Regions from separate parts of the Homo sapiens genome. Here region 1 is linked to region 2. Evidence: chromatin contacts called from ENCODE Hi-C or POLR2A ChIA-PET data. All regions are on one chromosome and are shown on one strand. The core of a region is the stretch at or near the end of the contact, and the rest is flanking DNA. Distances in the headings are between cores, read along the strand shown. Region 1 overlaps THADA (THADA armadillo repeat containing). Region 2 overlaps THADA (THADA armadillo repeat containing).

Region 1 (4,181 bases), core at 327-2,826, 93 kb before region 2:
CAGGAGGTCTAGGTGGGAAGGTAAGACAAACACCCAGGCAACAGCAGGGACATCAGGTGCTCAGTGGAGTGGTTCACATGCCAAGAGCTGTGGGAGCTGGGGGTTGGTGGGAGGAAGACGTCAATGTGGGGAATAAATGATCTCCGAGGCTCTTCCTCCCACCGGCTACACTGCTAGGGCAAGAAGAAATATGCCCTAGAATCTTCCTGGAGTGCTTCAAATGGGTGGGGTTAGCTGGTACACATTCATGTCTGTGGTAGGCCTACACAAGTGGGATTAACATGTGGTCATTTGGAATCATGTTGGAAATGTGATGGATCAGCATTTAGAATTGGTTAATCTGGTGCCTTCCATCCTTGTGAAGGGATAACTCACTGGGACTGCAGAGGAGGGAAGCAAACCAGAGCCTTCAGGGCTGCTGCAGTATAGCCTTCATCTTGCTACTGCCCCAGCCACATCAGGGCTCCCCATCCAAGGCAGATGCCTAGCTATCAGAAACCCTGTTATGTGCTGATACTCCCTGGTGCTTCTTCTCTGCCTCCACGATGAGCGCCTCCACCCCCATCCCCCGCCCCCCAACAGGGCTGGAGGTGAAGACCCAGGCCTCACACAGTGTGTTGCCTCCACTACAAATCTCAGCCTCTGATTCCCCCCACTAGGGGAAGTGATTATTAATTTCTAGGCAGGTAGACAGGTAAGTCACAGACTTTGAGGTTGCTTTCAACTACTGAATGAAAGAAAGATGTCAAAGTGGATGTCTTCCAGGTGCCAACCTTGAAAACTATTTCAGACCACGGATTAAAAAGCCCATGGTCTGATTTTAAAGTATTATGGGGGAGATGACTTCTAGACTAAGGCCATTGGTCAAGTCTGCCTTCTAGTCCTTCTCAAGAGAGGGCAATCAGCATAGTAAATGCTGTGCAAATGGCAATGGGTTGAATTCTCCCTGCCCCTAGCTCTGGAGAATCCTCCTTCAGGCATCTGAAAAATCCCTCAGCTTTAGGGGACTGGCCAAGGTGTTGGGTGGCCCTGCCATCCAACCAACTCACCACCCATCCACCCACTCACCCATTCACCCATCAATCTGATATTTTATCTACCCACAAGTATTTATTGATCACCTGTGTGTGGAGGACGCTGTGTGAAACATGAGGAAAACCACCCAGAAAACCACTCTAAGAGAGAGAAGAGTTGCCAGAGGCAAGCTGACCCACACGAAGTGTGACGAAACAGTCGAAGACGGTGTGTGACACAGACAAATTATATCATGAGTAGGGGTAATCAAAAGACAGAAAGGAAAAACAAATGTGGAAGGAGGAGGTGGCTTCACAGACAGGCTAAGCAGGGTGGGTGAGAGGACACACACAACCGAGAGGCAGTGAGGAGCCCAAGCTTGGGCCGCAGGGAGACAAGCTGCCCACTAAAGGGAGGACTGGAGGCGAGGCCAGGCAGGCTGGGGTGGCCTGGGCAGCAAAGGCAGCGTCTGACGGAGTGAGTGTTACTGCACTTTCTTTTTTTCTGAGCAAAAATACATTCAGGTTTCATGAGGCCGTTTCCAGATAACCTCATTATTTCTAGTCTTCTCCATGGTCGTCTTCACTTCCCCTTAGCAGGGGAAGAGCCTGAACTTTAAATTAGTCATGAAAAACAAGCTCGGTTCAGCTGACTCTGCCAGTCAACATTTCCTGGGGCTGCCAGAAGCCTCTCAGTCCCCTACCTCCCCTTACCCTCTACTCCGAGACTAGCCAGGGCTCTCCACCCACCAGGGCCATCAGAGCCCAGGCTCAGAGCTGGGATTCCAGGTGGGGCACTCTGTGAGTACATTCATGGCCATGCTATCAAATGCCATCATTTCAACCTTTACCACCAATTAAAAGCTCCCAGCTGACCCCTACTGGAGACAAATGGCCCAGAGGAAGGTCAGTGTCCTAAGGAATGGAAGGGGATCATCTCCCCAGCTGCAAAGAACCCAGTAGGAAGTCTGGGTCGGGGAACATAGGTGTTTGTGGTTAACAGTCTCTGTCCTTTATCTGAAAATTTAAAAAATTTCATCAAAGAAGAACCAAATGTGCTGGCCAGAGCTCTCAAGGGCAGCCCTAGTCCCAGCATGCACTGGGCCAAGTGCCAGGGCCGGGTGCAGCACCAGGACTATGGCCCACCCTCTCTCTGCCCTCGTCCCTGTCTGTGCCCTTGTCCACAGCCATCCCTTCCCCCAAATCCCTACCTGGCCATGATATTAAGTCTGGGGGGAATTCAGACTTCACCGGGCCCAGGTGGACCCCTCTTCCTTTTTTTTATGTTTATTTTTTTGAGACAGGGTCTCACTCTGTCGCCCAGGCTAGGGCAAAGTGGCACAATCACAGCTCACTGCAGCGACCTCCCAGGCTCAAGTGGTCCTCCCACCTCAGCCTCCCTGGTGGCTGAGACTACAGGCACAAACTACCATGTCCCCCCTAATTTTTGTATTTTTTGTAGAGACGGGTTTTGCCACGTGGCCCAGGTTGGTCTTAAACTCCTGGGCTCAAGTGATCCACACACCTAGGCCTCCCAAGGTGCTAGGATTACTGGTGTGAGCCACTTTGCCTGGCATCCTTTTTGTTTTAAGTCTTAGAGCCTACTATTTAAAAGAAAGTATATGCGGAGGCAGAATCCAAACACACACAACTTGGGTTCTAAGCTGAGTTGTGTCAGCTAAACTGTACTAAACAGTCCCTTTGCACCCCTGTCTGGACTTACCAGCAGTGTCTGGACAGGGGTGCAAAGGGACTATTTAGTACAGCTCACATGGATTTAAAAAAAAATCAGGGCAATTCTCATAAAGATCCAAATTTCTAGCATCTTTTGAAAATTAGGAAAATCAGACTGTGGTGTCTCTAGGCCTGCATTAGAAGACGGCAGCAGCTGCTGGAGCAGAGCGGTGGCCACGCCTACAGAAGGCGGATGCTTCCAGCCTGGGACCGCCCTACTGCCTCCCATCGCGCGCCTTTCACGTGCGTGCTCACTTGAGTGGTCTCTGTGGACATGTGAGTTGGTGACCCCTGTGAAATGGTACTGAAGAAGGCAGCTGGCCCCAGGCCCTCCCCTTACTTTTACAGGAGAGAACACTGAGTCCCTCAACCAAACCTCATCTCAGTGGTCTCCCCACACTGCTATCTGGGCCTTCCCCCTCCCTCCAACTCTCTTGGCTTTGATTCACTCACCATTCCCTGCTCTGGGGTCCCTTCTTCCTCCTTTTCACTTAGCCTGCCGGCCTGTCCCTCAGGACGCAACGCAGATCCTGTGGTGTTTCTCAGCCCACTGGGGACTTTTTCTCCACTGTATCTGCACAGTGCTCAAGGTGTTCACAGATGCTGAGGGGGGCACTTCATGGCTGAACCCTGTGTCTTTCCTTTCCCAGGACTGTCTATAAAACCAACACTGGGTACTGCCCAGATACCACCCGCTTAGCACTTGACTGTGGTCTTATACTATGCAATTTACTTGTGACTTGCATTTTCCCATTGGGGAAAAATCCAAGATTGCAAGAATAAGGTCTAGGTAGATAGAATTATTGTTGCCATTTTATACTCAAGGTGACTGACATTTAGATAAACAACTTGTTCAAGATCATACAGGATACAGGTTGCAAGTGGTAGGGCCAGATACAAATCCAGGCTTATCTGACTCCAGCACTCCAGCACCTATATTCTTTTTTCTTTTTTTTTTCTGTGCAGACAAGGTCTGGCTCTGCCACCCAGGCTGGAGTGCAGTGGTGTGGTCTCAGCTCACTACAACCTCCATCTCCCAGGTCAAGCCATCTTCCCATCTTAGCCTCCCAAGTAGCTAAGACTATAGGCACACCATCATGCTTGGTTAATTTTTGTATTTTTGGTAGAGACAGGGTTTCACCATATTGCCCAGGCTGATCTTGAACTCATGAGCTCAAGTGATCCACCTACCTTGGCCTCCCAAAGTGCCGGGACTACAGGTGTGAGCCACTGTGCCCGGCCCAGCACCTACATTCTTGACCACTTTGCTAAGCTGCTCATAAGTACTGAATACATGGATGGATGGATGGATGAACAGAATGATTATTTTCCGTTTTCCATTCTGTGCCCCTCCTCCACCCTGCCCAGTGCCCCAAGATGCTGATTTCAATAGACTGCCTTACCCAGGTGTCCTTGCCACCGGGCTTCTAGCTG
Region 2 (4,639 bases), core at 1,111-3,610:
ATTACTAGCTGCCCAGGCAGGCAACAGGGGCTTCCAGGTGACAAGGACTGCTAATAGAGAGATTTCTGTTAATCCTTAAGAGAGACTAGAAACTCTGATGACCACTAAGCGAGGTTGGAAAGATGTAAAGCATTTAGTGCATTTCATGTGCATATAGACAGCAGCCTACTTACCAGTGTCAGCCAGAGCTCACTAACTTCCTCTTAACTCCTGGATCCAGTCCATATTCCTCTGGCTGACATCTGAGGGTTTCCACAACTGGTCTCTTATCAAATCTTGCACTGCTCTCTAAAGCACAGCAGCTTTCCCTCAGCTTGATCTCCTCACTGGCCCATGATACATCACATGCACTCCCTCCAGTATCCCACTGCACATTTGGTCCACCATCTTGATATGCTCTTTTCCTACCACTTTTTGGTGTTTCCAAATCACACTCTGCTCTACCGCCCATCTCAAATATCTAACTCCTCTGATAAGGCCTTCCTTGACTATCTTAGTCCACATTCTTTTCTGAACTCTTGTACTTACTGTATGTACTTCTATGTATTTCACTGTCTAAATTTTCATTTAGATTCAACCATAACTGAACTCTGACAACAAAGACTCCATTATATATATCTAATACACACACACACACACACACACACACACATTAGGTTCCCACAATGCTGGGCGCTGTACTAAGATACCTTTTGTGTACTTGGGCAATGAGACCTTCACAATTTACTTGGCAACAAAGGTACTATACAAGTGTAACTTTACTCAGTCTCCAATCTGAGACAATTAATCTTATTATTATTATTTTTTTGAGACAGAATCTTGCTCTGTCACCCAGGCCGGAGTGCAGTGGCACGATCTTGGCTCACTGCAACCTCCAACTCCCAGGTTCAAACAATTCTTGTGCCTCAGCCTCCCAAGAAGCTGGGATTACAGGCCCATGCCACCATGCTAAAAAATTAACCTTATCTAATAATTAAACTCACCTATCCTTTAAAGACTTCTCCCTCTTCCTGAAGACTTCCTTGACACCCCTACCCTGACAAGCTGGCATTTATTTCTCCCTTCTCTGCTTCTGCAACACACTTTGACTAATTCTAGCATTGACACAATCTTGTTTATAGTTATTTAAATCCATACTTGTCTTACTTGTGGGGTTTCTGAAACAGAGACAATTATCGTTCATTCATATATTTCCCACTGTGCCTAAACCATTGTCTTGTAATATTTGTGACTCTGAATTGGCTTTAATTGACTGAGAATGGCTCAATGAAGGTAACAAAGGTGTTAATTTATCCAAAAGATGGAAGATGTTACATGCTAAAGGAAAAAACATAACCCACTACATTAGGGCTTTACATAATATTATGAGAATGTGCTGAAGACACTTAAAGCCTGCACTCCCTTGCAAGCTGAGCAATGACAACATTGTCCAAATCTTCCAACAGCAACACCCCAGTAAGCCAACAGCTACAAGTGGAACAAGACAGAGATTTCTGAGCCCTCTATTGAACTAACTGCCATCTCCAGGTTAGGTTTGCAGATTTCTATATTTAAAAAGTAGAAAGCATCAGCAGTTGGGGGTTGAATTCTTGGTGTGTGTGCAGTTGCGTAAAAGGACTATTTTTATTTCTCGCTGCGGTATGAAGAAGCTTTGATCTTGGACGACTTGCTCAAGGGCCCAGGATAATATATTGATCACTTCTGACTGTTTTCACCCAGACTCGTTTCCATAAGCTCAGTCTGTCAACAAGAAATACTTCATATATTTTCAAACTTCACTCTTCCTCAAACAGCTTATTCCTTTAAAACTTGAGGCTGTATTTGTAAAAGGGATATTTAATGAAGAAAATGTTTTGCACCTTGTCCCACTGGCTTGGGTTGAAATACGATAATGTTTCCTTTTGTATTTAAAAAACACAAACAGGATCTCATCCGGAGATATCATGACCTTAGACATTCCTGAGACGTCTGAAAGGGAAGTGAACATATGTCAGCATGCTTGGGTTTAAAATATACCAACTTCATTTCTCTCATCATTCAAATCTGCATGAGGCTCATGTGACTTTGAACAAGCTGTGCTGGAGGATTAAAGACGGGTCCTAATGAGAACCTCTCTCTTCCAGTAAAATCTAGGAATTGAAAAGCAGTTACTACCTCTTCCATTTTTTTCCTAAAAAAAAAAAATAACTTTTTCTAAAATTAAAAAAAGGAGGATCCTTTTTTTTGAAAGAAAAAAAGAAGGAAAGAAAGAAAGAAGAAAAAACGAGAGAAAGAAAAGAAACAAACCAAAAGGCAAAACATAACCCCTAGCAATGCCTGGAAACTTGCTCTGTGGCTAGCGATCCCTGTTAAGACTTGCTTCCCTTAAAGTTTTGGCACGGACCACAAATGATAGCCTTAAAATGCCACATGATCATCTGAATATTTTAACAATCATCCTGGACTGGATTCATTTCAACGGCATGGAAGTGAAACAGCAACTTGCAGCTGTGGCAAAAGGCTGTGGCCTCTTTCTATTTCAAGTCATTGCAAAAGAAGGATCTCTTTCTTCAGGAGGGGACCAGCCCATGAGGGATTTGGGAAGGAGCTAAAGGACAGTGGGAAAATGGAAGCAGACCTAAAACCCAGTATTTCTGCCTGGGAAGTGTAAGTCTCTTGTGTGAATAAATTTGGTGGTGAGAAAATAAATGCTGTTTTCAGCTGTTGTAAAGCAAAATAGAATCCTACACCAGAACTTCTGCAGTTAGCCACAGACCCCCTAGGGAAGAACTGGGATTGCCACACAAAAGCCTCAGCTTTGTCTCTATAAGCATATTTTCCTTAAACACTTAAATCCACAGGCCCTTCAGGAGCACACCACTCAGCTCAGTGGGGTCCAGTAAGTAAGACAGAAAAAGGAGAATAGATGGGAGTATGGATAGGGGGTGACAGGGGAGGAGACAGGAAAGTGACTGGAGTATGGATGAGGGGGATGGAGAAGCAGACGAGGCACACATGAAAGGGCACATGGAGGACTGCATGGGGGTGTGAAGGGCACTTACAGGAAAGCTGGACAGGGAAGTGGATAGATTATTAGAATTAACTTGGGGTAGCAAGTCATTAGGTCTGGTACATTGAGCAGGCTTTCAACAAACATTAGCTCCCTCTACCATCTCTTCCCCTCATCAGCACTGTTTTATGCAAAAAATTTATTCCCAAGGTTGCTTTCCTTGTAACCTTGGAACCTGGTCTTGTATTTCTGAGAGCCTGTTTTTCTCACCAGAATATCAGACTGTTATTTTTAAAAATGATAAACACACTGCATGCCAACAAAGCACTGGTCCCAAAAAATTAGCCAGGCGTGGTGGCGGGCGCCTGTAGTCCCAGCTACTCGGGAGGCTCAGGCAGGAGAATGGCGTGAACCTGGGAGGCGGAGCTTGCAGTGAGCCGAGATCGCGCCACTGCACTCCAGCCTGGGCGACAGAGCGAGACTCCGTCTCAAAACAAAAAAAAAAACAAAAAAAACACTGGTCCCATACAGGGCACTGAGGCCACTGGGATGGCGGCCCAGACAACGGAGTATGGATTTCCCATAGAGAGCCCTGGGGCCATGAAGCCCCTCAACACAGGTGATCCCAGGTGGGTAGGGAGAGAATCTTGGGCTGATCCCTTCAGTAGCCTCAGCCCTCTCCTGTAGCTCCAAGCTCAGCCACAAGCCCTTGAGAATGAGGCAATGGGGATGGGACTGTTTCAAATGGGGGAGTTGGAAGATCACAGAGCCTGGCACTCTGACCCTGGCTCTTCAAGGTACGTACTCTGTCCCCTGGGAGCTGGTCAAAATGGAGGATCTCAGGCTCCACCCAGACCTAGTGAATGAGAGTCTTCATTCTAATAAGATTCCCAGGTGATTCACGTGCACATTTTCTTTCTGAGAATCACTGTTCTAGAGAAGGCTTAAATTACTGCCATGCAAAACCCTCACATAAAAACACTGGATAGATGGAGGCAGTGTGGTCAAGTACAAAGAGCCCAGTAAGGTGCCGGGAGCTAAGCCCTCAACAAATGATAGTAGTTGTCAGGTAGGATGTTAATTCTGGTGAACTGTGTGAAAACGGATAAATCCTCCAGCCTCTGTGGGCTGTAGTACTCCACATGTACAGGGGTGAGAGTAGACTCTTAATACAATAAACTTCATGAGATTCCTTCCAGTTCTAAAATTCTAGGTCAATGATTCGATTTGATAAGACTCTGTTCTGTTGCTCTCTTTACACTGAAGTAGTGGTTTTAATATACAGTTGTAGTATTTGATATGGCCTGGCATACAGCAGGGCTCAATAGGTATTTGTTGAATGAAGTAATACAGGGATAGTTATTCTATTTAAGCTTCAACTTAAAAAAACTGGGCTGAGTGTGGTGGCTCATGTCTGTAATGCCAGCACTTTGGGAGGCCAAGGCAGGAGGATCACTTAAGGCCAGGGGTACTAAACCAGCCTGGGAACAGAGCAAGCCCCTGTCTCTACTTTAAAAAAAAAAAAAAAAAAGGGCCAGGAGTGGTGGCTCACATCTGTAATCTCAGCACTTTGGGAGGCCGAGGCAGGTGGATCATGAGGTCAGGAGATCGAGACCATCCTGGCTAACATGGTGAAATCCCATCTTACTA

The links. Hi-C counts contacts between places; a loop is a spot of excess contacts on that map. ChIA-PET counts read pairs that join two places held with the same protein, here RNA polymerase II (POLR2A). Pooled maps may share reads with other maps.
Region 1: a loop to region 2 is called in a map of heart right ventricle, with 2.0 times the contacts of the local background. The contact joins two enhancer-like sites. A Hi-C loop is called at or near these places in 4 of 168 maps with a recorded cell type or tissue (cardiac septum, heart right ventricle, prostate gland and 1 more) and 2 of 50 pooled maps. POLR2A ChIA-PET finds 5 or more read pairs at or near these places in 2 of 52 experiments (AG04449 and SK-N-SH).

What each region holds. Positions count from the first base shown.
Region 1 is chr2:43,238,800-43,242,980 of GRCh38, forward strand. All of the region lies in intron 36 of THADA (THADA armadillo repeat containing), which reads right to left. Among named protein-coding and RNA genes, the nearest start is that of LINC01126, 14 kb to the left of the region's middle. Within about 2 kb of position 1,577, at least 5 of the 41 ENCODE cell types and tissues checked have a DNase peak (open chromatin) inside an H3K27ac peak, as active enhancers do.
Region 2 is chr2:43,331,296-43,335,934 of GRCh38, forward strand. All of the region lies in intron 30 of THADA (THADA armadillo repeat containing), which reads right to left. Among named protein-coding and RNA genes, the nearest start is that of LINC01126, 110 kb to the left of the region's middle. Within about 2 kb of position 2,361, at least 14 of the 41 ENCODE cell types and tissues checked have a DNase peak (open chromatin) inside an H3K27ac peak, as active enhancers do.